Regions from separate parts of the Homo sapiens genome. Here region 2 is linked to region 1. The links are chromatin loops, found by intact Hi-C in ENCODE. Cell type or tissue: natural killer cell. All regions are shown on one strand. Links, peaks and the distances in the headings refer to the core of each region. The heading gives the core; the rest is flanking DNA. Region 1 has its middle 150 kb from the start of NDUFV2. Region 2 has its middle 84 kb from the start of NDUFV2.

Region 1 (15,490 bases), core at 3,407-11,406:
TTGCCCAATCTCGTTTCTTGCCTTGCAAGACATGCCTTAAAATCATATAATCTGGGCCATAACACCCTCCAACACCCTTTCCTAATTTCTCTGTTTTGAGACACTTCTAAGACTGACACTGTAGTATTGTCCCTTACTGCTGTAGGTCTAATATACTTAGATTTGCTTGATCAACAGATTTTTCTGGTGGTCCCTTTGGACAAGCAATAATTAACACAAAATAGACATGGATCATAGTAATACAGAATAAAGGTAGCATACTAGACATTCTCACTCTAGTGCTGACCTGTTCTCCCTGTGGTGTGTCTGGCCTGAGTCAGTTCTGATTCACCCACTTTCTCAACAGGGAAAATGTAAGACACATTTAAGAAATGCATATCAGTCTGAGACCGGAATCTAATCCTGAAATATATAAATGAATGCTCTTTGCATTTCAAGTTTAAAGAAACGGTTTTTGCCTCACCCGAAGGAAGAAATAATGATTTTTTTCCTCCCGTAAGGGCTCTTGGTTAACTCTACCCTGTTTGTTTTACTTAAAATGTTACATACTTTGCATTTATTCAGTTGATTAAGATTTATCCTGCTTAGTTAATGACTAACTTTTGGCTGGCCTTTCTAGGTTCTGAAATAGTTGTCAGGTCTGTTTGCACGTATTAGAGACATGAAGAATGGTATCTAGTACACCTAGGCTATTTGGGCACTTAGAGGAAAGATCAGATTTTGACAGGAATGCCGCTGTTAACGGATCCAGACTTTGACCCTACTAACAAGAGGCTTCGTTGTTCAAATTGGTCATTTGGGAATTACCGTAATTACTCTGGCAAATGAAGGAAATAAACCTATCAAAAGACTTTATTTGTTGCTGTTATTTATGATTTTAAAATGTATTTCTATGGGTTTTAAAATATGTTCATGCTGGAATAGGCGTTAAAACAGACATAATAACTTTTCCCACATACTGTTCCTGTCTCAAATACAAATTCTGCACAAACATATGCAAATTATGCACAAATTCTACTCCCTGCTCTGTAAATACTCCCTAAAAATTGAGTACAAATCAAGGGTTCACAAATCTGGTTTTTGTTCCCCTTACTTTCCTTTATAATTTCTAGTCTCAGGCCAGGCATGGTGGCTCACGCCTGTAATCCCAGCACTTTGGGAGGCCGAGGCAAGAGGATCACTTTAGGCCAGGAGTTCAAGACCAGCCTGGGCAACATGGCGAAACCCCGTCTCTACCAAAAATACAAAAATTAGCAAGGTGTGGTGGTGTGCACCTGTAATCCCAGCTACTTGGGGGGCTGAGGCATGAGAATTGCTTGAGCCCGGGAGGCAGAGGTTGAAGTGAGCCGAGGTCACGCCATTGCACTCCAGCTTGGGCGACAGAGCGAGACTCTGTCTCAAAAAAAGAAAAAAATGTCTAGTCTTGTCATCATTTCTAATAAGAAACGTGTCCTGAGCATTTGCCATTCATTATCTGCTGACTCCATCCCAGAGAGTCTGTAATGTTGTTACCTGGTCCTAGCCCTCATTGCACATGAGATGGTAATTGTAGTTCAAAAGAGTAGGTGACCAGTGCCAGCTGAGTAGCCGGTCAATAAGGGTCTTAATGCTAATTGCTAACCCTTGAGCTTTGAATATTTGTCTCTTTCCTGCTGACCCAAGGCTTTCTGCCAAGTAGCTAATCAGTAAACATATGCTTAAATATACTCAAGGCGTTCCTATTATTAAAGCACTATTTTGATTGTGCTTTTGATTCCCTGATCAAAATTTTCCATTGACTACTGAGAAAAGTCCAAAGCACTTAAGCTGAAATGTCCAGCTTTCTAAAGTCAGATCTCTATTTACCTTTCCAACCTTATCTTCTGCTATTCTCCGGTGCACTCCAGAAATTCCAATCACAAAGAGCTACTCAGTACTCCCTGCGGTGCTGGCATTGCTCGGCCTAGCCCTCCGTTATCTCTTTCAATATTTCAGCACCATCCTCCCTCCCCTGAGAGGCCCGGTCAGGTGAAGTGTTTAGGAAGAACTAGCCTGCAATAAGGTGAGGACAGGGAAGGGGGTGGATCCTGCGCTTCAGTTGGGATGGGATAATTAACATAAAAATGCATCACTCTTGATCTTTCTCCACTTGTCTCATGCTCCTGTTTTCTTACTTTCAGTTAACATCTTTTTTTTTTTTTTTGAGATTGAGACAGTCTCACTCTGTCACCCAGGCTGGAGTGCAGTGGCACAATCTCAACTCAACCTCTACCTCCCAGTTTCAAGCTATCCTCGTGCCTCAGCCTCCTGAGTAGCTGGGATTACAGGCATGTGCCACCCCGCCCGGCTAATTTTTGTATTTTAAGTAGAGATGGGGTTTGTCCATGTTGGCCAGGGTAGTCTTGAACTCCTGGTCTCAAACTATCTGCCCACCTTGGCCTCCCAATGTGCTAGGATTACAAGTGTGAGCCATCACGCCCAGCCTGGTTAACATCTTTTTATCATGATTTTCACAAGGGTTGTGTAAGCATACCTTCAAAACTGATGGGGTGTGCTCAGGGAGAGTGCCTTCTCCTCTCACCTCCCTCCCTGCAGCACCTCCCTGCTGTGTTCAGCCTGCTGTGTCTCGGCTTATGGGTGGCCCACCGTTCTCAGTCCAAGCTCCTGCCCCCACTGGATTCCCATGGACTTCCTTTGTAACCAGTGGTATGGTAATGAGGTTCTTCACACATACAAATATTCTCTAAATATTTCGGTTCCTCCCTCATCTGTTCTTTGGGAGCTGGGATTCTGCTTTATAATCATCTGTGCCTCTTCATCTTCTAGCACAGGGCTTTGCCTGTGGCACATGGCACTGAATCCATCAAATAAAAACAACCAAAGAGCAAAATATTTTTGCAATCTGAAGAATATATTTACAATGAGAAACATCACTTGTAGCTGCCTGTGGTATATGGCAAACACTGTTGAAACAGAGCCACATATATGGATGGTCAAAATGCTTTCCTGTTTGTCACCCTGTCTGTCTCCATTTTTACCTAAGTTTGGAAGTAGGCAAGTGTCCACTTTGATCCCATTTCATCTGGGCAGTGGTAGAAGTAGCCTATAATTCATGCAGTAGGTTGTTTTGTCTGTATAGTGTCAAATAATTGATATCACTTGTTGTTGTTTTTAATTATTGAGTTGACTTCAGCAAACAGTAGTTTGGGTATCTCAAAACAGCTTGAATCTGACCAAAGAGAAAGAGTTACCGAAAAACAAAGAAATTTCATGTAGTGTATGAGGTTTTATCTTTGAGCAGGGAAGTTCTCAAGATTTCAAGGCAAAAGCACAGAAGAGTAGGTGTAGAAATGTCAGCAGTACCAAATTCTTATCCTCATTCTGACCCTGAAGCTCTTGGGTCTTCATGAGAGAAGTCTTTTCTTTTGTTGAGTCTCTTCTTTGCACAGGCAGTTGCTAGGAGGTCACTTTCTTCTGTCTCCTTTGCCCTCGAAAGGATGTTTTAGGAGGCCATGTCATGATGATCTGGTCCTCCTGAAGAACAGGTCAGGACAACATTAAATGATTTATTTGCTCCCTGAACCTGTGTTTGTTGCCTTCCAAGGCACTGGAAAACCAAAGACTGCCTTTCTGCTGCTCTGAGAAATTATTCTGTCTAGAATACTTGATCACACACCCAAACAGGTGCCAAATGGAAAATAGCATGCCAGATGTCAACCCAAGCAGCAGAAAGTTGGCCAGGACACTGTATCTCTGAATTTAAATGGTCTAAAACTTCACATTTATCCTGAATGGTCTTCTTATGCTGACTCTTTAGAGATCATAGAATCCTAGAGTGCTGAGCAAACAGATATCCTGCAGCTCATTGCATTCATCTTTCAGAAATCCAAACAGGTTAAATGATGTCTCCAGCAATTAATACCCAGTGGCAGATCCAGTTCTAGAAGAAACCTAGGGGAATCCAGGTGTTCTACCTGCAAACTGTGACCAAAAAAGTGATGTCTACTCATAATATACTTTGTGTTATTTCAGAGCCTAGGATGGCGACATTTCATTGCAGAAGCAATGACCCACTCCTAGTCAATTTCAGCAGATAACATGGAGACTTGAACAAGCTAAATCTGTTGCAGAAAAATAGATAGTATTTGTCAAGCACAGAAATGGGGGTGTTGAATATGCACTAAGTCAGACTCCAAATTTTTCACCCCAAACAGTTGGTTGAGAACACTCACATGTTTTATAGTCATGTATCCCAGAACTGTCTGTTACAGCAACACCTTTAGATTCCTCACAGGCCAGGTGTGGAGGCTCATGCCTGTAATCCCAGCACCTTGGGAGGCTGAGACAGGAGGATTGCTCCAGCCCAGGAGTTTGAGACCAACCTGGGTAACATAGCAAGACTCCCTCTCTACAAAAAATTTAAAAATTAGCCAAGCATGGTGGTGTTCACCTGCAGTCTCAGCTACTCAGGAGGTTGAGGTGGGAGGATCACTTGAGCCTGGGAGGTTGAGGCTGCAGTGAAGAGTGATCACACAAACAACAAAAACCACTCCTTGCCTATCTTTAAGAGATTAACTACATGAGCAGGCTTTCATGAGCAGTTGAATTTCTTCCCTGGATTCATTGTGAGCAAGCTCCTTGGAGTTTGGTGAGCCTTTTAACTGTAAACCAAAAAAAATAACTGAGGCAAGTCTCAATCATTTTTAGAGGTTTATTTTGCCAAGGTTGAAGACATGCCCGAGAGAAAAAAAAGGTACAGAAAACCACAGGAAACATCTGTGCTCCGTGATTTTTTCCCAAAGAGGGTCTGGGTACTTCAATATTCAAAGGGAAAAAGAGCAGGCAGTAGGTGAAAGAGGAAGGAGGAAAAGAAAGGGAAAGAGTAGATAAAAGAGGCAAACAGTTGCATTCCTTTGAGTCTTTTGATCAGTGAAGCCACTTTTTTCACGTGAAAGGAGGGAGGAGAGGAATAGTCAATTATGCATTTATCTTGTGCTCAGTTAATCTCCATTTTTACATAAGGTAAAATAAACATAGGAAGTAGAGGAAGCAGTTAGATATGCATTCCTCTCAGTTGAACAGAGGGATGATGGCTTTTAGTTCTTGGTTTTTGTTCTCTTTCTGTAGAAGATTAGCTTCTAATTTATTAATACATTGTAGGGTGAAATTCAACAGAACTGTCTTAGGGTAAAGATATTGGGGCTCACAAGAGATTTCCTTGTGAGGAAATTGTGAGGGAAGAATGTAGCCTTTTATCTTGTAGCTATCTATTTAGGAACAAAGTGGAAGGCAGGTTTGCCTGACCGAGTTCCCAGCTTAATGTTTCCCTTTGGCTTAGCGAGTTTGGGGTCCAGAGATTTTATTTTCCTTTCAGATGCCATAGGAAATGTAACAACTGTAGAAACGAGATTTCAGAGCTGGGCCTCTCAAGACCCATTTGACTACAAGGTCAGAGAGAGAATGCTGGTCCTCATAGGCCTGTCCTGAGTCGGCTCTGGACACCTGGAGGCCACAACTGCAAGAGTGAGGGTGAGGTCAGTGACCAGAAGGAAGGTGTCACTAGGGAAAGAGCATGGAACCCTCAATTCCAACAGTAACCCTCAATTCCAACTGTAACCCTTACCAGCCCTGTTATGAACTGGATGCTTGTGTCCTCTGGAAATTCATATCTTGAAATCCTAATCCCCAACGTGATGATCTTAGGAGGAGGATTTGGGGGTAAGTAGGTCATGAAGGTGGAGCCCTCACAAATGAGATTAACACCCTTGTAAGAAGAGACATGAGAACTTGCTCACTCTCAGCTCTTCACTTGTGAAAATGCAATGAGAAGGCATCAATTGCAAACCCAAAAGTGGCCTGGAAAGCCCAAGATCAAGATGTTGGAATATCTGGGATCTGGTGAGGGCTGCTTCCTGGCCATCCCTGGATGTTATTTCCTTAGGACCCTAGTCTATTAGTGGTACCCCAAGCCCTTCACTCGGGCACCCCAAGTAGCCTTGCCATCACCTGATCCTCAGTAAAACCCCTATCCCCAAAAGTTAGGTGTTAGAAAGGAAAGGTATCTGATTGAACGGGTTCACATTCAATAGCTATTAGCTTCAGAGTCCTCTGGGAAATATGCATGTTTTGAAAAAAAGGTGCTCAATAACCAAGATGAATCTCAAATCAGTTGAATTTCAGACAAGATAAAAAGTTCAAAAGGCAGCATTCAGAGAAGCCATCATGGGCCAGGAGTGATGGTTCACACTTATAATTCTAGGACTTTGGGAGGCCAACATGGGAGGTCTACTTGAGGCCAGGAGTTCAAGACCAGCCTGAGTAACATAAAGAGACCCCATCTCTATAAAAATTTAAAAATTTGGGCACAGTGGCTCACACCTGTAATCCCAGCACTTTGGGAGGCTGAGGCGGGCCCATCACGAGGTCAGGAGATCGAGACCATCCTGGCTAACACGGTGAAACCCCATCTGTACTAAAAATACAAAAAAATTAGCCAGGCGTGGTGGTGGGTGCCTGTAGTCCTAGCTACTCGGGAGGCTGAGTCGGGAGAATGGCCTGAACCGGGGAGGCAGAGCTTGCAGTGAGAGGAGATCTCGCCACTGCACTCCAGCCTGGGTGACAGAGCGAGACTCTGTCTCAAAACAAAACAAAAATTTAAAAATGTAAAAACAATTAGTCAGGCATGATGGTGCACACCTGTGATCCTAGCTGCCCAGGAGACTGAGTCAGGAAGATCACTTGAGCCCAAGAGTTCGAGGCTGCAGTGAGCTATGGTCATGCCATGGCTAGAGCTATGATCACTCCAGCCTGGGCAACAGAGCCAGACCCTATCTCAAAAAAGAAAAAAAAAAAAACCCCTACAAAAACAGAGGAACCATCATGACAGTTTCACTTGCGTCCATGTGAAGAGACCACCAAACAGGTTTTGTGTGAGCAACAAGGCTGTTTATTTCACCTGGGTGCAGGCGGGCTGAGTCCGAAAAGAGAGTCAGCAAAGGGAGATAGGGGTGGGGCCGTTTTATAGGATTTGGATAGGTAAAGGAAAATTACAGTCAAAAGGGGTTGTTCTCTGGCTGGCAGTGATGGGGGTCACAAGCTCAGTGGGGGAGCTTTTGAGCCAGGATGAGCCAGGAGAAGGAATTTCACAAGGTAATGTCATCAGTTAAGGCAGAAACGGGCCACTTTCACTTCTTTTGTGATTCTTCAGTTACTTCAGGCCATCTGGATGTATATGTGCAGGTCACAGGAGATATGATGGCTTAGCTTGGGCTCTGAGGCCTGACAGACAGCAGATCCAGTCCTGCCTCAGAGCCTAAAATATGTCATCAATCAGAATATTCTTGCTTTTCACATAGTCCTCTTTTTCTCATCCTTCTCTGAACACTGCATCACCCACCCCGCTTTGATTGCCAGGGCACAGTAGTTGCGCTCTGGCAGGTATAGTAAGAGGGTGCTTGCTGAGCCCTTTGATGGTAGGGGTCATATGAAATTTCTGGATTTGCGCGTCAGGGATTGTCCAGTCTGTCTTCCTCTGGGCAATCATTCCTCTGGGCAATCATTCTCCATCTTTTGGGAGAGAGATATTCCAAATGATGTAATTGCTTGAGTATGGGTGGTCAAAGTCTCAAACCTCACTTTTTCCATCCTGAGATATAGTGTCTTCAGATTTTGAGGGCAATTAATGTACTTTATATGCATCTATATCCACCACAAGGTCTAGAATTTAGTACAGGCTCAAGTAAGTGGATGAAATACTAAAATCTAATAGATATTACTAGTGCTTCTCTCCACCAGGCACATGAAAGACTACATGTCAAACCTCCCTGCCATTAAATGGGGTCATTTGAGTAGTCCTGGCCAATGGACTACAAGAAGTAATATGTGGCCCTGTTGGTCTGAACTATAGATGTGAGCTGTCTGTGCAGGCTCTTCTGTTGCCTAGGCCACTGGCCACATTACAGACAACAAAGCCTCATTTAGCCTGGGTTCCTGAGTGGCTATGTGGAGCAGACTACTCCCCAATACCTGCTCACCTGTGCTGGAGAAATATCATGAGCAAAAATTATACCTTTGTTGAAGGATTCCAGGTCCTGTTTGTTCTGCAGCATAACCTAGCCTGTTCTGACTAATACAGCCAATGGCCACTTAAAGGTAAAGGCAAAGAGGCTGCATATTTTGTAAAAATCATAAGTGCTCTTGAGGATATTTTGTTGTCTAAACTTTGGTTATTGTGAGACTTCACTCTGTGAGTCACGAAGGATCTAAAGTTTAACAGCCCCTTGGAAGAAAGTTACTCAATCTGCAGAGTCTTCCTGGTGTGAGCTGAAAGGCATGCTGCCCTGCAGTGATCGTGAGTCAGTTCCCTGGCTGCACCACCAGCTAGAAGAAGTCCAGATATCAAGGGGATATGCAGGACACTCTGACAACCGCTTCACGGCATCCTACTCACATCCTTGGAACCACATTCTCGATTGATCTGTGCATAAATGTTTGAAAAGCATTTTATTTCATTTTTTGGTTTTGAAATAAGGAGTTGACGTTTGCAGGAATGAGCACCATATGTGCCTTGTCATTTCTCCTCAGCAGGGCAAGGCCGTCCTACTGCATGATGCCGTCTACTTTAGCAACCTCCTGGGAAACCTTGTTTTTCATCCATGGACAGCATTTGGCCAGAGACCGCAAGCAGAAGGCATAGAGATGGGAAGAGTCCATTTTTTGGCAGTGTCTCCAAATTCACCTCACCAAAAATTCCAATTATTTTTGGTTTCTGCGTTGGCAATGAATTTTGCTAGGATGGGTACCATATGTTCTAGTGTTTCTGAAACCATTCCAGTTTTTACTATTTTACTTGTCTCTGTAATACAGCAAAATGCCCCAGAAATTTCAATATTTTAGTATACAAACTACATCTATCCAACAACTTTTCACTCTAGGAAGCAATACAAAAATTCATTTTGAGAGCCTGTGCCTCAGTGTTTTGTTGAAACTAACGCACTTCACCTTCACATACCACAAACTATATGATGATATGGTTTATTTCTTTCCCAGCAAATTCTGGTCAAAAGGGCAGCGTATCAAGTTACCTTAGTCTGGAGCATCCATTTTAGAATGTGATCTCCCTGGGTCACTTAGTGCTGTAATCTGTTCTTTAACAGAAAAGTATCTGCCCAGTTTACCATTAATTAGCATATTTTAAGAGTTTTATGAGATGAACATTTCAGGCGTGAAATATCACTTCGCCTCTGAGCAGCTGGGTCGGAAGTGTGTGCCACCTCTCATTTCTGCCCAGTGACTGGGTGTGTTCATGGTTTCAGGCTGATGGTCCCGTCCACTCCAGCACAATGCTTAGCCCAGGAAGAGTAGGCCATGGGGCTCAGTGCAGGGTCCAAAGTGCATAGTGAAGACCGACTGCTCATCACCATCCCCTAGGGTTCTGTCCCAAGTGTTGAAGTACTGTCATTAAAGATTCATCCTCAGGTTGAAAGCTTAAGCCCTGCGAAAAGCCAAGTGCCCCAGGGAACCCCTCATATTAAATCATGGACTGTGAACCCCTTGGTTTGAGTGCACTAACGAGCTCCTTCCCAAAGCACATCCTCTAAGAAGGAGCCCTGGAAAGAATGGAGCTGGGCCAAGGCAGGAGGGTTTTCCAGAGAAGAGTGGAGAAGGGCAGATGAGCAGGGCGGTGCAGGGGTGCAGCAGGATAGGACAGGGGCTTCCAGGTGGAGAGTTTGTGGTCCTGAAATGCAAGAGACTAAGGGAAAGGACCTTTGTTGAGCTCTTATTCCATGCCAGCGACTACACAAAATGGTTTCTATGTATTTTTATCTGCTTTGGTTTCCTCTGTCCCCTGGGAAGTTAAGTACATGTTTCCTTTGCAGGTGAAGACTGCACCAGTCAAGGTGGTTAAGTGACTTCCTGTATGGCAGATGCAACTGACAGCAGTAACTTAAGCACACCCTGAGAATGACCCTGTGGTCTAAGAAGAATGTGTGTCTGGGAGTGGCCAACCCAGAGACTCACTCCTTATCTATGAGGGACATCCGAACCCCTGGTCCATTCCTTGGAACACAGGTGTACAGGGGATTGAAGCCTTTGTTTTGGTTTAAACAGAGGTTGATAGATGGAGGGTGGGAAGTGAAAATTGCCATATAAACTGCATGCTTTTTCAAACAATAGCAGTTCTCATGTCTAGCCCCCCGTTCCTGGACTGCCCCGTATGTGGGTCCTCAATCAACAGTCTGGTCTACTAGCTCTGGATCTCTTCTTCAGCCTCTCGGACAGGGCACCATCCCTATTGGAATCAACAGGGGTCCAGCACAACACTTCCCCAGAATCATACAGCTGGGGTGTAATGGAGCCATGATCTGAACCCAAGTCTACTTCTAAAACACTTACTGTCCCACCAACTAAATTGGCCTGGGCCTCTAAGTCAACTCTAATAGAGTTGGGATGAGTTGCTTCTCACTAGACCTATTGCTTCTTTCTAGAACTTCTGTCCCTGAAGGGGCAGAAGGGAAGCATTACCAGGCACCTGGAATTGTGTTGGCCACTATCTTAGTCTGTTCCTGCTGCTATAACAAAATGCCTGAGGCTGGGTCATTTATAAAGAACAGAAACTTACATCTCACAGTTCTGGAGGCTGGAAGTCCAATGTTAAGGCACCAGCTGGTTCAGTATCTGGTGAGGGCTGTTCTCTGCTTCAGGTGGTAAACCTACCACCACGTTGAGGATTAGGTTCCAACACCTGCATTTTGGAGGGAGGGACACAGTCATTCACACCATAGCACCACCTTCACATATCCCATACAATCCTCACATCAACCCAGCAAAGCAAGGACTATTATCCTTATGTTTACTTATTGTATCCATTTTTTTATGCTGCATAACAAATTACCGTAAACTCAATGGCTTAAAACAACACACATTTATTATGTTTCTGTGGGGCAGGTGTCTGGGCACAGCCTAGCTGGGTCCTCAGCAAAACTGCAATCAGGGTCCTGACCAGGGCTGCGTTCTCATCTCGAGACTCCCATGGGTAAGGGTCTCCATCCAAACTCACCAAGGCTGTGGAAAGATGTAGACCTCAGGGTAGCTGGCTTCTTCAAATCTTTCAAACAGACCAAGTCTTATATAACTACATAATCCTGAGAGTCACACTGCATCACGTTGGTCATATTCTGTTGGTTAGGAGCAAGTCACAGGGGTCATGGGGCCACCTTAAAGTCTATGCAATACACATACGCACATGTGCAGAAACTTAACCTCAGCTAGATGCTCATTTCTTTCAGTGCAGTTAGATGTCATGACGGGATGGAGATGGCGTGATGCTGAGGAAACTTTGACTGTGGTGTTCCTTATGTGCATGTCCTTTTCCAAGGCCTGGGGAGGGGCCCGTGGGTGGACCTAAGTTTTGTCCCTGAAGCTTGTGCATATATGCAAAATAACAAACATAAAAACTGCTAGGGCCCCTCCCAGGGCTTACAGGTGACAGGCCTTACAGCTTAGGTTTCTTGGTAAATCTGCCCCCTGTGGACGTGTCATCACTATTATTCGAATTTCTCTGGGGTATCATTTAGTCTATTACAGGATCTGGAAAATAGCAATCATTCAAAAGACTGCACATCCCTAAGTCAGCAGCGGCACTCTCTCAGTGCGACCTCTTCTCCCGCAGTTTGCTTCCCGCACCTCCCCCCTCCTCTGCCACGCTGGCTCTTGGTGCCACCTGGTTGGGAGTGGTGCCGCGGCCTCTGTTTCTCCCACTCCCTCAGCCCTCACCTTTCTGTTTTCTTCTCAAACCAGCTAGGTGTTCACAGAACCAACTCCCAAGCTCATTTTTTCTTAGTGTTGTACCCATCTGGCAAAAACCCCATCCCAGATGAGACAAGAAGTATCATATATGTGTGTCTGTGTGTCCGTGTGTGGGGGTCTGTGTCTGTGTTTCTGTGTGTATGTGTGTTTGTGTGTCTGTGTTTCTGTGTGTCTGTGTCTGTGTGTGTGTGTGTGTGTGTGTGTGTGCATACTTTCTCTCTGCTCCAGGAGAGCCACACCCCAGCGCGCAGGTCCTGCCATGCTCAGGGGGTGTGATATTCCCCCCTCGCTGTGTCTGTGGCCCCCCTCGCCCTCTCACTCTCCAGAGGACCCATCGCGCTGTCCCTCTCCTGGCTCTCAGCTGCCCGCTCCTCCTCCTCCCTCTCAGCCGATGACTGAGCATCCCACTTCACAGAGAAAATAGAAGCTACCAGATGGCTGTGCCTGTCTTTCTCCTACCGTGTCTGCGAGCCCGCTTTCACCCTCCACATCCTTGCCTTCCTCTGGGGAGAAGTGGCTAACTCCACACCAGGCTCACTCTCCACCTGCGCTCTGGGCCTCCCTGCCCCACCCCTGCTGCCTTCTCGGAAATCTCACTGTATGGATTAGCCCTTTTCCCCTTTGAATGATCTATTTTATCTTTATATCTACCCCCTCCCCCCGCAAAGGACTTTCTCATCGGTTTTTAGACATCTGGAAACCAAACCAATCAGAGTCAAAGGAGAGGAAGGGAAATTGACTCTGAGTTGTCCCTCCACACCCCTCACCCCTGCAGCTCCGCCCTGTCTCTTTCCACCTCTACACAGCCAAGTTTCTGGAAACACTTGATAATAGGCACTGTCTTCGTTTTCTCACTTTATATTCATTCTTCAAGGACTCCACTTCTGTGATGCATTGGTTCAGCTTTGTTTAGGTGTCCTGTCATTACTAAATTCCGGAAAGGTTCGTTGTCTCTTTCAGCCTCATCTGACACTGCCAGCCTAACCACTCCCTCTTTCAAACACTGGCCTTCCTTGCCTTCTGAGGAAGATACTGTGGGCTGACTCATTCAGCATTCATTCTATTCCTGCTTTGCATACCTTCCTGGCAGTGGAGAGAAAGCTAAAAATGACATTTTCCATATTCCCTCTCCACTGTTTCCAGTTGAGGTTTCAATTCCACCCATCAGGCGCCCTCTCTGGGACTGTCATTTGAAACTGAGATGCTGGGCAGGGAGGCAGGGCTGGAGGCATCACTTTTTGCTGCTGTGCATCGCAGCAGGGCAGGAAGGTTCTCCAGCCAAGAGCAGGGATGTAGCTTCCAGATCGATGACTCCCTGATGATGGCAGAGGCAGCAGCTCCTCTGACACTTATTCCTGGAAGCTCAGCCTAGCCTCTGTGTCCTTGCTTTTCCCAACAATTCTATGAATTGCTAGTGACTTTAAATACATGTCTTTTATTTAAATTAGCTAGAGTGTATTCTGTTGTCTGAGACAGCATTGATCAAAGCAATGACCGTAACACAGCACTACCTTCCTCTTCTTGAGCCTCATGGCTCCTCCTCCTATTGGTGGCTTTCCGTCTGGCCATGTATTGAAGCAGTCCTCATGGCCCCGTCCTCACCTCCTTCCTTGTCTTCTTGTCTTTTCTCCTACGCTCGACATTCCTATCCATATTCATGCTGCAGTCAGCACTAGATAAAATGATGCAGGGATGCTACGTCCAGCCAAACCACCTTTCTGTAGGCCACTCAATTTGTGGCAATTTGTTAGGGCAGCAATGGAAAACTAATACACTGGTAGAAACTAAGTGTTTAAGAAACCAATGTATTGGTTTTCTATTGCTGCCCTAACAAATTGCCACTAATTTAGTAGTTTAAAACGATATCCATCGTTATCTCACAGTTTTGTAGGTTCAAAGGGTGGGTGCAGTGGGGCTCAGCTGGGTCCTCTGCCTAGAGTCTCACAAAGCTGAAATCAAGCTGTCAGCAGGGGAGCATTCCATTCGAGGCTCTGCGGGTGAATCTCTGCCAAGCTCACTCAGGTTGTTGGTAGCATTTGGTTCTTTGTGGCTGAAGGACTGAGGTCCCTGTTTCTTTACTGGCTGTCAGCCAGGGCCTTTCACAGCTCCTTAAGGCCATCTGCATTCCTTGTCACGTTGCCCTTTCCTTCTTCAAACCACCGATGGTGTATTGAGTCTTTCTCATGCTATGAATCTCTCTGGCTTCACCTTCTGCCTTTTTTTTTTGAAACGGAGTCTTCCCAGGCTGGAGTGCAGTGGCGCAATCTCAGCTCACAGCAAGCTCTGCCTCCTGGGTTCACGCCATTCTCCTGCTTCAGCCTCCCAAGTAGCTGGGACTACAGGTGCCTGCCACCACGCCTGGCTAATTTTTTGTATTTTTAATAGAGACAGGGTTTCACCATGTTGGCCAGGATGGTCTTGATCTCCTGACCTCATGATCTGCCCGCCTCGGCCTCCCAAAGTGCTGGGATTACAGGTGTGAGCCACCACGCCCAGCCTCCTTCTGCCTTTTTTTCTGATTGCAGTTGGAGAAATTTCTTTGCTTTTTTGTGTTTTTGCTTTCTTTTTTTTTGAGACAGAGTTTCACTCTGTCGCCCAGGCTGGAGTGCAGTGGTGCAATCTTGGCTCAGTGAAACCTCTGCCTCCTGGGTTCAAGGGATTCTTGTGCCTTAGCCTCCCAAGTAGCTGGGATTACAGGTGCCCAGCACCACAGTCAGCTAATTTCTGTATTTTTAGTACAGATGGGGTTTTGTCATGTTGGCCAGGCTGGTCTCGAGCTCCTGGCCTCAAGTGATCCTCCCGCCTTAGCCTCCCAAAGTGCTGGGATTACAGGTGTGAGTCATCGTGCCCTGCCTGTTTTTGCTTTCTTAATTCCTTTTTTTTTCTTTTTTTTGCAATTTTTTTATTGAGACAAAAACTCACATAACATAAAATGCATCATTTTAAAGTGTACAATCCCATGGATTTTAGTATATTCACAATGTCGTGCAACCGTCACCATTGTCTAATTCCAAATCATTTCTATCACTGCAAGAGGAAACCATGGAAACCGTAAGCAGTCACTTTTCCCCTCTGCCTGTTCCCTGGCAACCACTCATCTATTTTCCATCTCTTCGAGTTTGCCTATTTTGGACATTTCACTTGAATGGAATCATTCGCTATGTGACCTTCACTCTCTGGCCTCTTTCACTTAGCATAATGTTTTTAAGGTTCATCCCTGTTGCAGCATGAATCAGCACTCCCTTCTTTTTTATAACTGAATAATATTCCATTGTATGGATGTACCACAGTTTGTTGATTCATTCATCGGTTGATGGTTATTTGGGTTGTTTATATTTTTGGCTATTGTGAATAATGTGGCTATGAACATTCATGTGCAGATATTCGTGTGAACATACATTTTCAATTTTTTTGAGTATATATGTAGGAATTGAATTGCTGGGTGCTATGGTAACTTCATGTTCAACTTTTTGAGGAACTGCCAAACTGCTTAAACTGTTTTTAACAGTGGTTGCATCATTTTACATTCTTCCCAGCAATGTATGAGGGTTCCATTTCTCTACATTCTTGCCAACATTTATTATTTTCCTTTAAAAAAAATTACAGTCATCCTAGTGGCATCTCACTGTGGTAGTGAAGTGGTATCTCACTGTGGTTTTAATGTGCCTTTCTCTAGTGAGTAATAACATAAGCATCTTCTCAT
Region 2 (15,490 bases), core at 4,626-12,625, 64 kb before region 1:
GGAAAAACATCTTGGAGGGGTTGGAAAAATAGACTAGTGCCTGAGTTTAGGAAATTGCCTTTATTGAGGAAGGACACTTCATCCTCCAAGACTCAGGGGAAGTTCAGGTGGAAATAGATATGCTGTGAATATATGACAAGAAAGCTGTGAAATAATTGTATCTTTTTGGGGGAGGGCTCGTCTACTTCTTTTTCTTGTATTCTTTTCTTCCTCTATTCTAGTTTTTACTTTGTCTACTGTTTCATTTAATTTTTCTTGCACAGTGTACTGGTAACTGAAGATAACCACAGAAAGATTTTTTTCCTCCTGCCTGTAAGTCTAATAATTTTAGAATGTCTATGACTTGTCATTTTCTCTATTTTCCCAAGAGAAGCTTTCATAAAAGGGAAAGAGGGAGCAGATCTATTTCACTGGCATCTCGCTTTTCTCTTTGAGGGCGGAGGGATGATGTTGTGTGCTGGCAGTAAGCACAGGGACTAGGGACTTGATGATTGGGGAAGATTTGGAATAAGTGGTGAGGAGGATGGGAAAGGAAATTGGCCAAAGCCAGGTAAAAGGGCTGAGAAATAGCCATAGAGGGTTGGGGTCTAACTTGGAGTTTCACAAATCTGCCCAGTTGTGCAGCTTTCTTTAGCCAGTTGGATATAGAAGTCTATGTTGTTGCATTCCAGTGGCCTAATGAGTAACATGCTTAAAGTCAAAAAAATAAGGCAAAGGAAGGCCAAAATACTACCTTCATTATGGATAAAACTGATAGTTGAAGATGTGGCTTATATAATCAAGTGGACTTCCAAATACTGATCCCTAGAATTAGACTCACCCATCAGCCATAGGCATTGCTGGGGCACCTCAGGGCCCCCACTCCCCACTCCCCCTCTGTAACAGGGAGGGTGTGGGGAGCAGGGGCCACATGGATCCAAGAGAAAGATGCCCCATGGTCATGAGAGTCTTCTCCCCAGGACCATAAAGATAGAAAGGACTCATCAGTGTGCAGTCACTGATCCTTTGTTCACAATACCTAAAGAAATGCCTCCTCTCCTGTTTTAGAAGTACCTGGCATTAAGTGCTCCATTCTATTAAAAGACACAGAAAATTAAAGTGCACCCTTTTAAACCAATACACATGCCCCATGAAGGATGTCTTTGAAATGTGGATGACAAATGGTTCCAGGCACCTGTTTGTTTGACCAAGGCTTAGCTGATCACAGATGCCTCTTCGGGCTCCAGGGTGATTCACCACCTAATTCTGCCATAAAACTACCCTTATAAGCTTTCTAGAGTTGGAGGCTACCCAGCAATGAATCAATGGGCTGAGATGCCTTATTGTCATCAGAAGTGTTCAAGCACTGGATGAACAACCCACTGTTTTAGATGTTACAAAGGAGATTCCTATGAGCACAAGAGCTTTAGAACCATAACCACCAACGAATTTTAAAATTCCAACACCCTATGGTTTAAAGGAACTGTAGTTTTTGTGAATTGAAGCATAAAGCTCATATCATAATCTCTCATCATGATGTACGCTGCTAATGCTTTCATGAACAGTCCATGGAGCAAAATGATAAAGTCTGTTCATGAATTTACTGGTTAATCTAGCATATGCAATCTAGTTAGTGTGGGCAGTCAGATGAAGAAAAATGATTATGATGAAAAGACCCCAGGGAAAGGATTTTTCTGCTTGAATAGATCAATGTTAAAATTAAATTACTTCCACTGGGAAAAGCATATCAAATTCAAGATGGAAGGAACTGCACACTAAGAAATGGTGACTAGCCCCAGCATAACGTTTCTTCAATTTTTTAAAAACCACAATCCAAAATACACTTAATATCATGATGCAGCACGCGTGTGTGTGCACATACACACACTTCTAACTATAACAAAAGTTTCACAAAACAACACTTACCCTTATTATGGGCAATGCATTCTGACATCTTCTATTATATTTGGGTTTTTAATAATTAATTCTGTTATTGAAGCATAGCAAATAGGCAGAAAAGTACATGATTATAAGTGTAGATCTTGATAAATTTTCACACAATAAACACATCTATGCAACCTATATTTTATTCCACTTCTTTTTATTTTTTATTGTAAAATATTTATATCATAAAAAGAACCATGTTAATTTTTAAGTGTATGCTTCTGTGCATTAATTACACTCACACTGCTGTGCAGCCATCACCACTATCCATCTCCAGCACATTTTTTATCTTCCTAATCCAAAACTCCATACCTATTAAACAGTAATTCCCTATCTCCCCTCCTTTGCCTCTGGTAACCTCCATTCTACTTCTGCATCTGAGCTTAACTACTCTAGGTACCTCATATAAGAGGAATCATATTTGTCCTTTAGTGACTGGCTTCTTTCATTTGGCATAATGTCCTCAAGGTTCTCCATGTTATAGCATGTGTCCAAATTTCTTTCCTTTTTAAGGCTGAGTAATATTCCACTGGATGCACACATAATCTAGATAGATAGATAGATAATAACATTTTGTTTATCCTTTCATTCATCGATGGACATTGCATTGCTTCCACTTTCTGGCTATTATGAATAATGTTGCTATGAACATGAGTGTACAAATATGATTTTTAAAAATACCAGCCGCCCCGTCCGGGAGGGAGGTGGGGGGATCAGCCCCCAGCCCGGCCAGCCGACCCGTCCGGGAGGTGAGGGGCGCCTCTGCCGGGCCGCCCCTACTGGGAAGTGAGGAGCCCGTCTGCCCGGCCACCACCCCGTCTGGGAGGTGTACCCAGCAGCTCATTGAGAACGGGCCATGATGACAATGGCGGTTTTGTGGAGTAGAAAGGGGGGAAAGGTGGGGAAAAGATTGAGAAATCGGATGGTTGCCGTGTCTGTGTAGAGAGAGGTAGACATGGGAGACTTTTCATTTTGCTCTGTACTAAGAAAAATTCTTATCCTGTTGATCTGTGACCTTACCCCCAACCCTGTGCTCTCTGAAACATGTGCTGTGTCCACTCAGGGTTAAATGGATTAAGGGCGGTGCAAGATGTGCTTTGTTAAACAGATGCTTGAAGGCAGCATGCTCGTTAAGAGTCATCACCACTCCCTAATCTCAAGTACCCAGGGACACAAACACTGCGGAAGGCTGCAGGGTCCTCTGCCTAGGAAAACCAGAGACCTTTGTTCACTTGTTTATCTGCTGACCTTCCCTCCACTATTGTCCTATGATCCTGCCAAATCCCCCTCTGCGAGAAACACCCAAGAATGAACAATAAAAAAAAAAAAAAAAAAATTCAGGCCAGGTGCAGTGGCTCATGCCTGTAATCCCAGCACTTTGGAGGACTGAGGTGGGCGGATCACCTGAGGTCAGGAGTTCGAGACCAGCCTGGCCAACATGGTGAAACCCTGTCTTTACTAAAAATACAAAAAAAACTGGCTGAGTATGGCGCACACCTATATTCCCAGCTACTCCGGAGGCTGAAGCACGAGAATTGCTTGAAGCTGGGAGGTGGAGGTTGCAGTGAGCTAAGATCACCCCACTGCACTCCAGCCTGGGTGACAGAGTGAGGTTCCATCTCTAAATAAATAAATAAATAAATAAATAAATGCTACAACAACAACAACAACAAAAAGAAAAAATAAAATAAAAAAATAAAAATACTAGTTGCAACACATTAAATTGATTTTCTTGATGTTGAAAACTCTGGTATACTAGTTCAAAAATGGAAATCAAACATATTTTTTCCTTTGAGCCTGATTAAGCTAAACAGGCCACTTTCAGACTCTTCATTTTCCTGATTTTTTGAACTCAGAAGAGCCTTAATGTGTGTCAGAAGGGATGCTGTAGGAGTGGATTTCCTTCCCTTTTGGAAGCTGCCCAGCAGTGAAACGCAATGCCTCACAGTGGGTGGGGGCGGGGGTGGGGACCCCTTCACCTAGCCACCCTCTGACACACACTCAGCCTTCCGTTGTCTCTTTGTGAAAGTGAGATAGTTTGGTAAGTCAGCCAGGTTTTGGGCGTGCTCAGGGTTGAGGTATGGATCCATAGTTCCTACACTCCCTGCTAAACAAGATGAGCTGAATTGGACTTGCTCAGAAAATTTCTGACAGTCCACAGGCTACTCTGAAAGTTATTTACCTGCTGTGACTAACATACTGTATATCTTTTCAAATAAGTTTTGTGAAGAGAAACTACTTCCCTGAGGCATGGGTTTTCTATTGCTGCATAATAAAGCACCTCAAAACTTTCAACAACAGCAGGCCTCTGGGTTGATGACTGGGCTGGGCTTGGCTCGGGGTTCCTGCTGTCTGGCCTGGGGTCACTTCCATGTCATCCACAGGCTCCAGTGGGGCTGGATGGTCCATGACGGCCTTCCCACTTGTGCTGGCTGCTGGCTCTCTGACTCTCTGGCTCTGTCATCCTGGTGGAGGCACCCAGGCTTCTCATGGAGGACTCAGGGTTCAGAAGGAGACAGAGGGAGCCGCAAGGCCTTTTCTCGAGGCTCCAGCATGGAGGTCCTATAATATCACTTTCTCCACATTCTATTAGCCAAAGCCAGTCACTAGCCAGCCCAGATTCCAGGAGTCAGGAAGTCAACTTAACCTTTGATTAATGGGTACAAATATATACGAGAGAGAAGATATAAGACCTGATGTTTGATAGATCAGTAGGGTGACTATAGTTAACATTAATTGATTATATATTTCCAAATAGCTTGAAGAGAATAATTTGAATGTTCTTAGCGTCAAGAAAAGAAAATTATTTAGAGTGATGGATATTGGCCGGGCGCAGTGGCTCACATCCATAATCCCAGCACTCTGGGAGGCCAAGGCAGGTGGATTGCTTGAGCCTAGGAGTTTGAGACCAGCCTGGGCAACATGGTGAAACCCTTTCTCTACAAGAAATACAAAAAATTAGCCAGGTGTGGTGGTGCAAGCCTGTAGTCCCAGCTACTGGGGAGGCTGAAGTGGGAGGGTCGCTTGAGCCTGAGAGGTCCAGGCTGCAATGAGCCTAAGCATGCCACCACACTCCAGCCTGGGCGACAGAGAGAGACCCTGTTTCAAAAAAAAAAAAAAGTGATGGATATCCCAATTACCTGATTTGATTATATGAATGTATCAAATTATCACATGTACTCTGAAAATATGTACATCTAACATGTGTCAATAAAAATAAATGTGTAAATAAATAAACTTGACCTCTTGATGATAGGAGCGACAAAGTCACAGTGAACCGGAGCACACACAGAGACGGGACTGTAGCCATCTTTGCCAGAGTCTACCACTCTCCACCACAATCTACCAACAATCTATAACATCCTATTATTGCTTCTTTTTTCTTTCCTGCAAATAAGCTCATGCAAATCTTGCTTCTAAAGAGTAGGGTTTTGACCCAACATCCTTACTTCTGATAATTTACTTACAGATCTACCTGCACAACACAAAATGATATATGTACAAGATTACCCACTGTAGCACACTTCATAATTAAAAACAACCCACGTATCCATTAATAGAGGGCTGCCTAAATAAACTGTGGTACACCAACAGGAGAGGACATTGTACAACTATAAAAGAAAAAAAGAGGCCCTTGCGTATTGACACAAAAACCCTAGGATATATTGTTCACTGACAAAAATCAAAGTGCTGAGCAATATCCACTGTATCCCAAAAGTCTTACTGCAGTTCGAAACTTTTATAACGTTAGAAGTACAAGTACTATAAACACAGAAGAAACATGATTTGAAAACTTAATTGTATACATTTCTTTCTTTTTTAGATTAATCATGCCATATGATTATTATTTTAATTAATTTTTGAGACGGAGTCTCACTCTGACACCCAGGGTGGAGTGCAGTGGTGCAATCTTGGCTCACTGCAACCTCCGCCTGCCGGGTTCAAGTGATTCTCCTGCCTCAGCCTCCCGAGTAGCTGGGATTAGAGGCACGAGCCACCATGCCTGGCTAATTTTTGTATTTTTAGTAGAGAAGGGGTTTTGCCATGTTGGCCAGGCTGGTCTCAAACTCCTGACCTCAGGTGATCCACCCTGCCTTGGCCTCCCGAAGTGTTGGGATTACAGGCTTGAGCCACCGCGCCTGGCCCATATTATATTTACTTACTTACAAAGATCTAACATGTCACCCAGAGACCATTTCATCCACTGGTCTGTTTGGCCACCAGTCTCTTGTCTGTCTCTTCAGCAATGGTGAGGCGCATTACCTTTCCTTGGGGAAGAGAAATCCAGGGTTTGTTGATGTTGCTGTTGGCATCTTTCCCATGAACCACATCAAAAGAACCAGGGTGCCTCTCTCTGTTGGTGATCACACCAATTCTTCCCAGGTTAGCACCTCCAGTCACCATACACAGGTTCTCAGTGTTGAACTTGATGAAACCAGTAATCTTGCCATTCTCCAAATCAACCTGAATGGTGTCATTCACCTTGATGAGGGGATCAGGGTAGCAGATGGTATGAGCATCATGAGTCAGCAGATGAGGGATTCCTTTTGTGTCCACAAATATTTTTCTCACTTTGCACAACCTGTACTTGGCCTCCTCAGGTGCAATACGATGTACAGCAAAGGGAGCCTTGGTGTCACAGATCAGATGGAAATTCTCTCCCGTCTTGTCAGTGCTCATGACGTCCATGAATCCAGCAGGGTAGGTTACATTAGTTCAGACCTTGCCATTGATCTTAATGAAACTGTGCATGCAAATCTTCTTTACTTCATCTCATGTCCGACATTCTTAAGTCTGTTCTTTATGAAAAGATGAGGGAGAGACACTCTCTTAGCTTGTGGGGATGGGTGGATCGATGAGGAGCAAACACGCGGGTCAATTTATCCAGCATCAAATGCTATGGAGCTGCTGCCCATTTCAGATGCTTCTTGGGACCACAACCATGACAGCATTAGGCATGGAAAGAGCTTTTTATTTTATTTTATTTTATTGTTTTTTGAGACAGGGTCTCACTCTGTTTCCCAGGCTGGAGTGCAGTAGTGCCACCACCGCTCACTGCAGCCTCAACTTCCTGGGCTGAAGCGACCCTCCTACCTCAGTCTCTGAAGTAGCTGGGACCACAGGCATGTACTACCACACCTGGCTAATTTTCTTTTTTTTGGGTAGAGACAGGTTTTTGTCATGTTGCTAGGCTGGTCTCAAACTCCTGAGCTCAAACAATCCACCTACCTCAGTCCCCCAAAGGGCTGGGATTACAGGCATGAGCCAACATGCTCAGCCTTGTATACATTTCTTATTCACTTATTTAGTCTTGTGAACTTGGAATAATAAATTTTAAACTTAATGTTTTTGTTTCACTATTGTTTTCTATCTTCGATCAGAGATACTGAAACAAAAAATAAAATGTACTATTTAAAATTCACAAAACTAAATAAGTGTAAAAGAGATTTATATAATACAACTTCCAAGTGATGTTGTTTGTAGCATTTATAATTCTGAAGTTATTCATGCCTAAAGTTCCGCCAAGGCTTTTGGGTTACCCTATACAGGGTATGCTAACTTTCATTTAAGAAAAAAGTGGATTCCATATCTTTGCTATTGTGAACAGTGGAAATATGGTACATACACACCGTGGAGTACTATGCAGCCATAAAAAGAAAGAGATCGTGTCTTTTTGGGAACATGGATGGAACTGGAAGCCATTATCTTTAGCAAACTAATGCAGAAACAGAAAACCAAATACTATGTATTCCCATGTATAAGTGGGAGCTAAATAATGAGAACACGTGGACACAAAGAGGGGAACAACACACACTGGGGCCTACTTGAAGGCAGAGGGTGGAAGGAGGGAAAGGATCAGAAAAAATAACTACTGGGTATTAGGCTTAGTACCTGGGTGATGAAATAATCTGTACAACAAACCCCCATATCATGAGTTTACCTATATAACAAACCTGCACATGCATCCCTGAACCTAAAATAACAGTTTTAAAAAAAGAAAAAGGTGGAAATAGTTGTGTTCATTTCCTGTGGTTTCTGTAACAAACTACTATTAATTTAGTGGTTTAAAATAGCACACATTTATTCACTGCTAGTTCTGGAGGTCAGAAGTCTAAGGAACACTGCCTTCCTGGAGGCTCTAGGAAACAATCCATTTCCTTGCCTTGTTAGCTTCTTGAGGCTGCATGCATTCCTTGGTTCATGGCCCCTTCCTCCATCTTCAAAACCAACAGTATAGCATCTTCCAAGCTCTCTTTTTTTCGGACTCTGACCCTTCTGCCTCCCCCTTAGAAGGTCACCTGTGGTTACATTGGGCCCACTGGGGTCATCCAGAATAATCTCCAATCTCAAGATCCTCAGTTCAATCACATCTGCAAAGTCCTTATTCCACATAAAGTAACAAATTAATAGGTTCTGGGGATTAGCACATGGACATTTTTGGGAGGCCATTATTCTGACAACCACAGAAGTATATTAATTTTTGTTTATATTTGCATAATGATACACTGGAAGGATGTATTAAAAAGCAGTAAAAGTGGTTGCTTATGGGGGCAGAGAGGAATGAGAACAGCATGGAAGTGAGAATTCTTAATGTATATCATTTTATGAGGATTTGATATCTGAATATATGAGTGAATTATCTATTCAAAAATAAAATGAATAGTAAGTAGGGCCTGTTTAGTTTCAGGTATCTCTAGCTAGGGACACTTAGATTTTTATAAATTCAGATGTCATGGACATAACACTAAAATGGCTGAATTGATCCTATAGATTCGGAACCACATGAGTTTACTTACATGCAATGAACTATACATTCTACACACAGCAAGTTCTGGAATCTGTCTTCAGTTCCTTCTCACGAAGGAAATGTGAAGTCAGTGTGACTAACCAGTGGCTCCGGTTCACCCTGGGACATCTTAGTATGGTTCAGGCTGCCCAGCTCTTCCTGTGGGCACGGTGTTCCCTGACTTCAGGATTTTAGGATAAGCTGCAGCCAGGTCGTGGTCTTTGCTGTGCACTCACTTACGCTGGGGTGATTTGCATTTTCAGCCTCTCCCTGTCAAATGAACTGCACTGGGCCAGGTTTCAGGAACTCTGCGCCCACCTCACTGAGATAGGGGGAGGGAGGATAGGTCCTCGTGTCCTTAAAGCACTTTAGTCCCTGAGGCTGCTGCTTGGTGTTTGTGTGTGAGCCAGCTCTGACTCACCAAATCGAGAAGAAAAAACTTCCACCGAGGACAATGTGCCAAGGAAATGTGCTCAGGCCCACGCGGCAGTGAGTCCAGCAGTTGGGACGGAACCTGAGAGGAGGCAGTTGGGGAAATAAACAGAGCGCCAACTCAACAGTCAGCGCCCCTGTGCATCGCAGCGCAACCTGCGATGGGAGAGGTTTCTCTGCCTTCGTGGCCGCTTCCTTAACAGATTCATGATTGGCAGGTGGCCTGCGAGCTCTCACATGCGTGCGGTGGGCGCCCCAGGGACTGCCCCTCCTTTGGCAGGAGCCTGGTTTGTGTTTATTTTTGGTTGTGCCAGAGGGAAACTGCACTTTGAGGAAGAAAAACAATTGCTGGTTGTTTAGGAGGAGCAGTCTAATCCGAGACGGCCTTGTCTTCTGCAGAAAACAAGCGGGGCGCAAATCAACCCAGGCGCAGCCAAGGGGCCGCGGTCGCGCTGAGTCACAGCCCGCTCAGAGCTCAGCGTGACTCAGGGCTGGCCGCCTCCCTGAGGCATCTGTGAGTGATCCCAGCCGCAGGAGGCGGCATCTCTTTCGTCTACGGCTCCTCCAGACTCATTTCCTTCCTCTGGAGGTTCAGGTGTCCCTGTGGGGCGTGGTTGGGGGTACGAGGCACCTCTGCGTGCAGTTCCCAGAGAGCGCCCACCCGGCAGGGCCCTGGGCCTCACGGCCTGGCTGAGGGGCTAGGCCTGCCTGGCCCCGCCTCCGCCACAGGCTGTGCCCTCAGACCTTGCCAGCATCTTTCCAACACACCCATTAGTCTCAAGGTCAAGTCGGGTGAGAGGGCCTGGAGGGATTATAACAATAGAAATGTAAGACAAAGTAGCAAATGTAAGAAGCCACGTGCCTCCTTTCTGCCTGCAGTAGAATTTCACAAAGCCCCAGACCCCTGGCAACTTGCAGCTCTGGGGAAAGACGCTTTGAGGACAAAACAGGCTACAGCACACGACCCCCAACTCTCTTGCCTGAGTCACTATATTCCTTAAAACATAAATGAGGCCAGGAGCAGTGGCTCACGCCTGTAATCCCAGCACTTTGGGACTCCGAGGCCGGATGATTACTTGAGCCCACGAGTTTAAGACCAATCAGCCTGGGTGACAAAGTGAGATCCCTGCTCCAATCTCTATGAAAAATTAGCCAGCCACGGTGGCCCATACCTGTGGTTCCAGCTACTCGGGAGGCTGAGGCAAGAGGATCGCTTGAGCCCAGGAGGTTGAGGCTGCAGTGAGATATGTTTGTGCCACCGCACTCCAGCCTGGGCAACAGAGCAAGACTGTCTCAAAAAAAAAAAAAAAGAAAAAAAAAAAAAAAAAGATAAACGGCCCCAGTCCTTGCCTTTTCCTATACATAAGATCATGTTTGGCAAGTTAGTGATTATGCCTATGTAATCTATAACCAGGTGCACTTTACGCCCAGTGTAACTTCTGAGCAAGTTTGATGAGATTTTGCAGATACTAAACCTCCACACCTGTATATAAGCATAGAGCTGAAACACGGTGTAGTCTCATGGAACCTCTCTAGAGGTCTGCTTCTGGGCTGTAGGCCTCAGTGAGACTTCTGAATAAAACTAACTTTAATTCTTTAAAAGCTTGATCTTTTTTCCTTCAGTCGACAGAAGTAATTGTAGCGTTTAGTGATCAACTCCTGCAGGCCCAAAACAATTATGTTAAATTATAATTCTTACCAACCACTCTCCCTTCTCCCCTCCTAAGGAGATGTGATTCTCTGCGGGGTTACACACCCAGCCTCTCTTGGAGGTGGGTGGGAAGGGGTCATTCCAATGAGAAATGTGTATGATAAAGGGAGAGCCAGAGCTGGAGCCAGGTAACGAAAGTTAAAAGGTGAGCAGCTCTGGTTTAGTGTGAGAAAGGATGCGAAGGGAGGGTTTTGAGGTACTGGAGGGACCAGAGGGAAATTTGAGCAGCTGTACTGGAGGGTGGGGCTTTGGGGAAAAGTCATATCAAAATGAGAGTTTTAGGAAAGTTTTCCATGTGGTTAGTGGGGCAAATTCCTCTCTCTTTGCATGGTTCAAAAACACTTCCAATTGCTTGGAATCTGGCTTGTGTTATTTATTTATTTTTATACTTTTTAGAATTTAGAGATGAGATCTCACTATGTTGTACAGGCTGGTCTCAAACTCCTGGGCTCAAGCAATCTTCCTGCCTTGGCCTCCCAAAGTGCTGGGATTACAGGCATGAGCCACCCCTCTCAGCCTGATGTTTATTTATCTATTTAGAGATGGGGGTCTTGATCTGTCACCCAGGCTGGAGTGCGGTGGCGTGATCACAGCTCACTGCAGCCTCGAACTCCTTCCCTTAAGTGATCCTCCCACCTTGGCCTCCCAAAGTGCTGGGCTTACAGGCATGAGCCACCCCTCTCAGCCTGTTATTTATTTATCTATTTAGAGATGGGGGTCTTGATCTGTCACCCAGGCTGGAGTGCGGTGGCGTGATCACAGCTCACTGCAGCCTCGAACTCCTTCCCTTAAGTGATCCTCCCACCTTGGCCTCCCAAAGTGCTGGGATTACAGGCATGAGCCACCGCGCCCGATCAAATCTGGCTTGTGTTTATATGCACATCTGTAACACACAGACTGGCCCAGGGAGGCCATCAGCCCAGTGGAGTGTATGGTGACCCAGGCTCCCCAGCCCACAGCACTAATGTACTGGGCTGGCGGGAGGTGGGCAATCCCAGAGCACCAAGGTGAGGGGCGAGGGCTGTGAGGTGGGAAGGAGGGAACACAGATAAGAGGTGGTGTAAGAAAAAGCTGGTGACCATCTCACAAGGACATGAACCTCTGGAGAGGCTGCATGGAGCCATTGCTCTTGGAATGGCGCAAGAAGCCATGGGAAGCTTGAATGAGCCATTTATCTGTCAGCTTCTCCCATCTCCCAACTCTCACTGGTCCATGTTCCTTCCTTGGGGTGTTATCTCCCCCATGTTTCTGAGTGTGTTACTCTGTGTTCCTCTGGGCAGCCCCCCGGGGCAGTCAAAGCCCGTGGGGGTCTGCTTGACTCCCACCTGGGTGCTGGGGCTGTAGCTACAGAGGACGTAATGGTGGTCATGTTCCTCTGCCAGGGGAGGCTGAGTGCTGGGTGGTGGTGTGGCAACTGCACCTGCTCCTGGAATAAGCAGCAGAGGCACAGACATCAGGTGGGGACAAGCAGATCTCAGAGGTGCACCTGCTGGTATGGTGCAGTACTTTTATGCTAATGGACAACGGGATATCTTCCTTAGGAAATTGTATTTGTATTTGTTGGGAAATTACTACCATATACTGATTTTTGGTAGTACAAGATATGTTGCTTCCATATGCCAGGAAACTGTCACGATAAATACACATGACATGCCTACAATGTGAAAAGTCCCCTTAGGTGTAATGTCCTTGTGCAGTATTCAACAATGTACAACTGTCCATGGCCTTGAACTGGCCTCATGGGCCCAGTATAAGAGTAGGCTGCCATAGAAAGGTCTCTCCACAAAGTTCATTCACATTTCAATGGAGAGTTGACTTGTTGAAACTGAACACAAAGCTCTTCAGGTTTGCCCCAGAATTCTGGAAGGTGAATCTCCAAGTGGGAATAGATAATGAATGAATGAATAAAATAGTCCAGTCACAGAGATGCCTTCTTTTTCTCATTCCTCTCTATCACCCAAGAACAAAGTAAAGAATTGTTTCCTAGTGTTCCCTGGACGCATGAAACTTGACAACAATGCGGCAAGGTGGTAGGCCTTATTTTTCATGTTTTTTTTTTGTTTGTTTTGTTTTTTTTGTTCTTGAGACAGGGTCTCCCTCTGTCACCCAAGCTGGAGTGCAGTGGTGCGATCTCGGCTCACTGCAACTTCCACCTTCCAGGTTCAAGTGATTCTCCTGCCTCAGCCTCCCAAGTAGCTGGGATTACAGGTGTCTGCCATCATGCCTGGCTAATTTTTGTATTTTTGTAGAGATGAGGTTTCACCATGTTGGCCAGGCTGGTCTTTAACTCCTGACCTCAGGTAATCCTCCTGTCTCGGCCTCCCAAATTGCTGGGATTACAGTCGTGAGCCACCTCGCCCGGTGTAGGTATTATTTTCCATGTTTTTTTTTTTTTTTTTTGTGAGACAGGGTCTTGCTCTGTCACCCAGGGTGGAGTGCAGTGGAGCCATCACAGCTCACTGCAGCCTAGACCTCCTGGACTCAAGTGATCCTCCCACTTCAGCCTCCCAGGTAGCTGGGACTACAGGTGTGCACCACCATGTTGGCTAATTTATGTATTTTTTTTTTTGTAGAGACAGGTTTTGCCATGTTTCCCACTCTGGTCTTGAATTTCTCAGTTCAAGCAATTTACTTGCCTCAGCCTCCCAAAGTGCTAAGATTACAGGCGTGAGCCGCTGTGCCTGGCCATTTTTCATGATTTTACACATGAGGAAACTGAGGCCCAGAAATGTTAATCTGGCAAGTGTGTGATCGTAGCCAAGATCAGAAAAGGCAGGTCTTCTGATCTGAATTCAAGTAGTGTGAGTTACACTAAATCAACTTTTCTCTTGATAAAACAGCTAAAAGCTCAGTCACTTACCCTGGATCATTCATATCATCTCTATAGTGTCATCTCCCTACTTAAAGGCCATCTTAGCAATCATTATGTCAGATTGTCAAGATTCCCTAGTTTTCACTCATTCATTCATTCCTTCATTCCTTTATTCACTTCATATGTGCTATGGTTTGGATACGGTTTGTTTGGCCCCACCAAATCTCATGTTGAAATTTAATCCCCAGTGGAGGTGGGGCCTGGTGGAAGGTGTTTGGATTGTGGGGGAGGATCCCTCATGGATGGGTTGGTGCCTGTCTGGTGGGAGTGAGCGAGCTCTCACTCTTAATTCCCAAGATAATCGGTTGTTGAAAAGAGCCTGGCACCTTCTCCTCTCTGTCTGTCTGTCTCTCTTTCTCTCGCTTCTTCTCTCACCATGTCGTCTGTACATGCCAGCTTGCCTTTGCCTTCCACCATGTGTGGAAGCAGCCTGAAGCCTCACTAGAAGCAGATGCTGGCACTATGTTTTCTGTACAGCCTGCAGGACCATGAGACAAATAAACCTCTTTTCTTTATGAATTACCCAGCTTCAGGTATTTTTTTAAATAGCAACACAAATGGACTAAGACAAGTATTTACTGAATTTCTGCTACTATGTGCCAGACTCTGTTCTCTAGATAAGTAAATAAATATGATTTTCATTGCTTTTATGACAGAAATAATGTGGAAATCATGTAGGCAATTCTTCTTAGCCAATGAGAGAAAGAATAGACTCATAAGATTACAGTGGAAGTACTCCATCGGTGGTCCCGTTTCCATCAGTTTTCTAGGTTGGAGAGAGGCAGAAGACATGAATTTTCTGGAAATGTTATAGAGACAGAGGCAATAGACAGAGACAGGACAGGAAGCTTAATGAGGGTCTTAAAAAAACCAGAACAGGCCAGGTGCGGTGGCTCACGCCTGTAATCCCAGCACTTTGGGAGGCTGAGGCGGGCGGATCATGAGGTCAGGAGTTTGAGACCAGCTTGACCAACGTGGTGAAACCCTGTCTCTACTAAAAATACAAAAATTAGCCAGGCGTGGTGGTGTGTGCCTGTAATCCCAGCTACTCAGGAGGCTGAGGCAGAATTGCTTGAACCTAGGAGGTGGAGGTTGCAGTGAGCCGAGATTGCGCCACTGCACTCCAGCCTGGGCAACAGAGTGAGACTCTGTCTCAAAAAAAACACAAAAAACAAAAAACAAAACACAAAACAAAACAAAACAAAACCCAACCTAGGACAGAATGACACAGCGTGTACAAAAAGGAACTGATATGCCAACTGTTGATCCAGTCTTTCCCCTGGATCAATAATTGGTGCTTTTGTATCCCTGCCCCACCCCCTGACTGCCATCTCCTATAATCTGTGAACCTGGTCCTGTCCTGCCTCTGCTTTGATCCCTCTGTCTGCTGTAGCCTTTAGGAAAAGCCTGGACAAAATCCAGACTCCCTAGAATGGCACACAAGGTCTTTTATAATCTGACCATTCTCTACTTCTCCATTGCATCTCTTGCTCCCCCATCACGGCCTTCTTCATTCCCTCCATCTGGCACGTGTCATTTCTCCCAACATGCAATGTTTCTTGCTCCTGTGACACCCTCTGGAAGCTCCAACACCCACTCCCACCACAGCCCTGCCTTCCCAGCTGTATGTGCGTGTTTATGCATTTGTCACACTCGATGGGGAGTTCCTCACAGGTAGCTAACTCTCCTTCGGTCCCCATAGCACAGTGGTTTTCAATCTGTGCTCCCAGGAGCTGAGGGAGGGGCTTTCTCTCCCGCTATCCTC

The links. Hi-C counts contacts between places; a loop is a spot of excess contacts. Peaks named below come from ENCODE experiments on the same cell type or tissue, not always from the same donor. Only the 100,000 strongest peaks of a DNase experiment are listed, where the experiment ranks them.
Region 2: a loop joins it to region 1, with 4 times the contacts of the local background. A loop is called at or near these places in 2 of 110 quality-filtered maps.

The regions. Positions count from the first base shown.
Region 1 is chr18:8,946,138-8,961,627 of GRCh38, reverse strand. No RefSeq gene overlaps it. Among named protein-coding and RNA genes, the nearest start is that of NDUFV2, 150 kb to the left of the region's middle. RefSeq lists an enhancer at 12,239-13,011. In natural killer cell, for the core only: no CTCF peak of the experiment used is centred there; no DNase peak of the experiment used is centred there; H3K27ac peaks cover 430 bases.
Region 2 is chr18:9,011,398-9,026,887 of GRCh38, reverse strand. It overlaps the pseudogene RPS4XP19. Among named protein-coding and RNA genes, the nearest start is that of NDUFV2, 84 kb to the left of the region's middle. RefSeq lists enhancers at 4,141-4,816, 9,063-9,172, 9,333-9,402, 8,623-9,822, 9,547-10,371 and a silencer at 9,853-9,952. In natural killer cell, for the core only: no CTCF peak of the experiment used is centred there; a DNase peak (open chromatin) is centred at 9,607.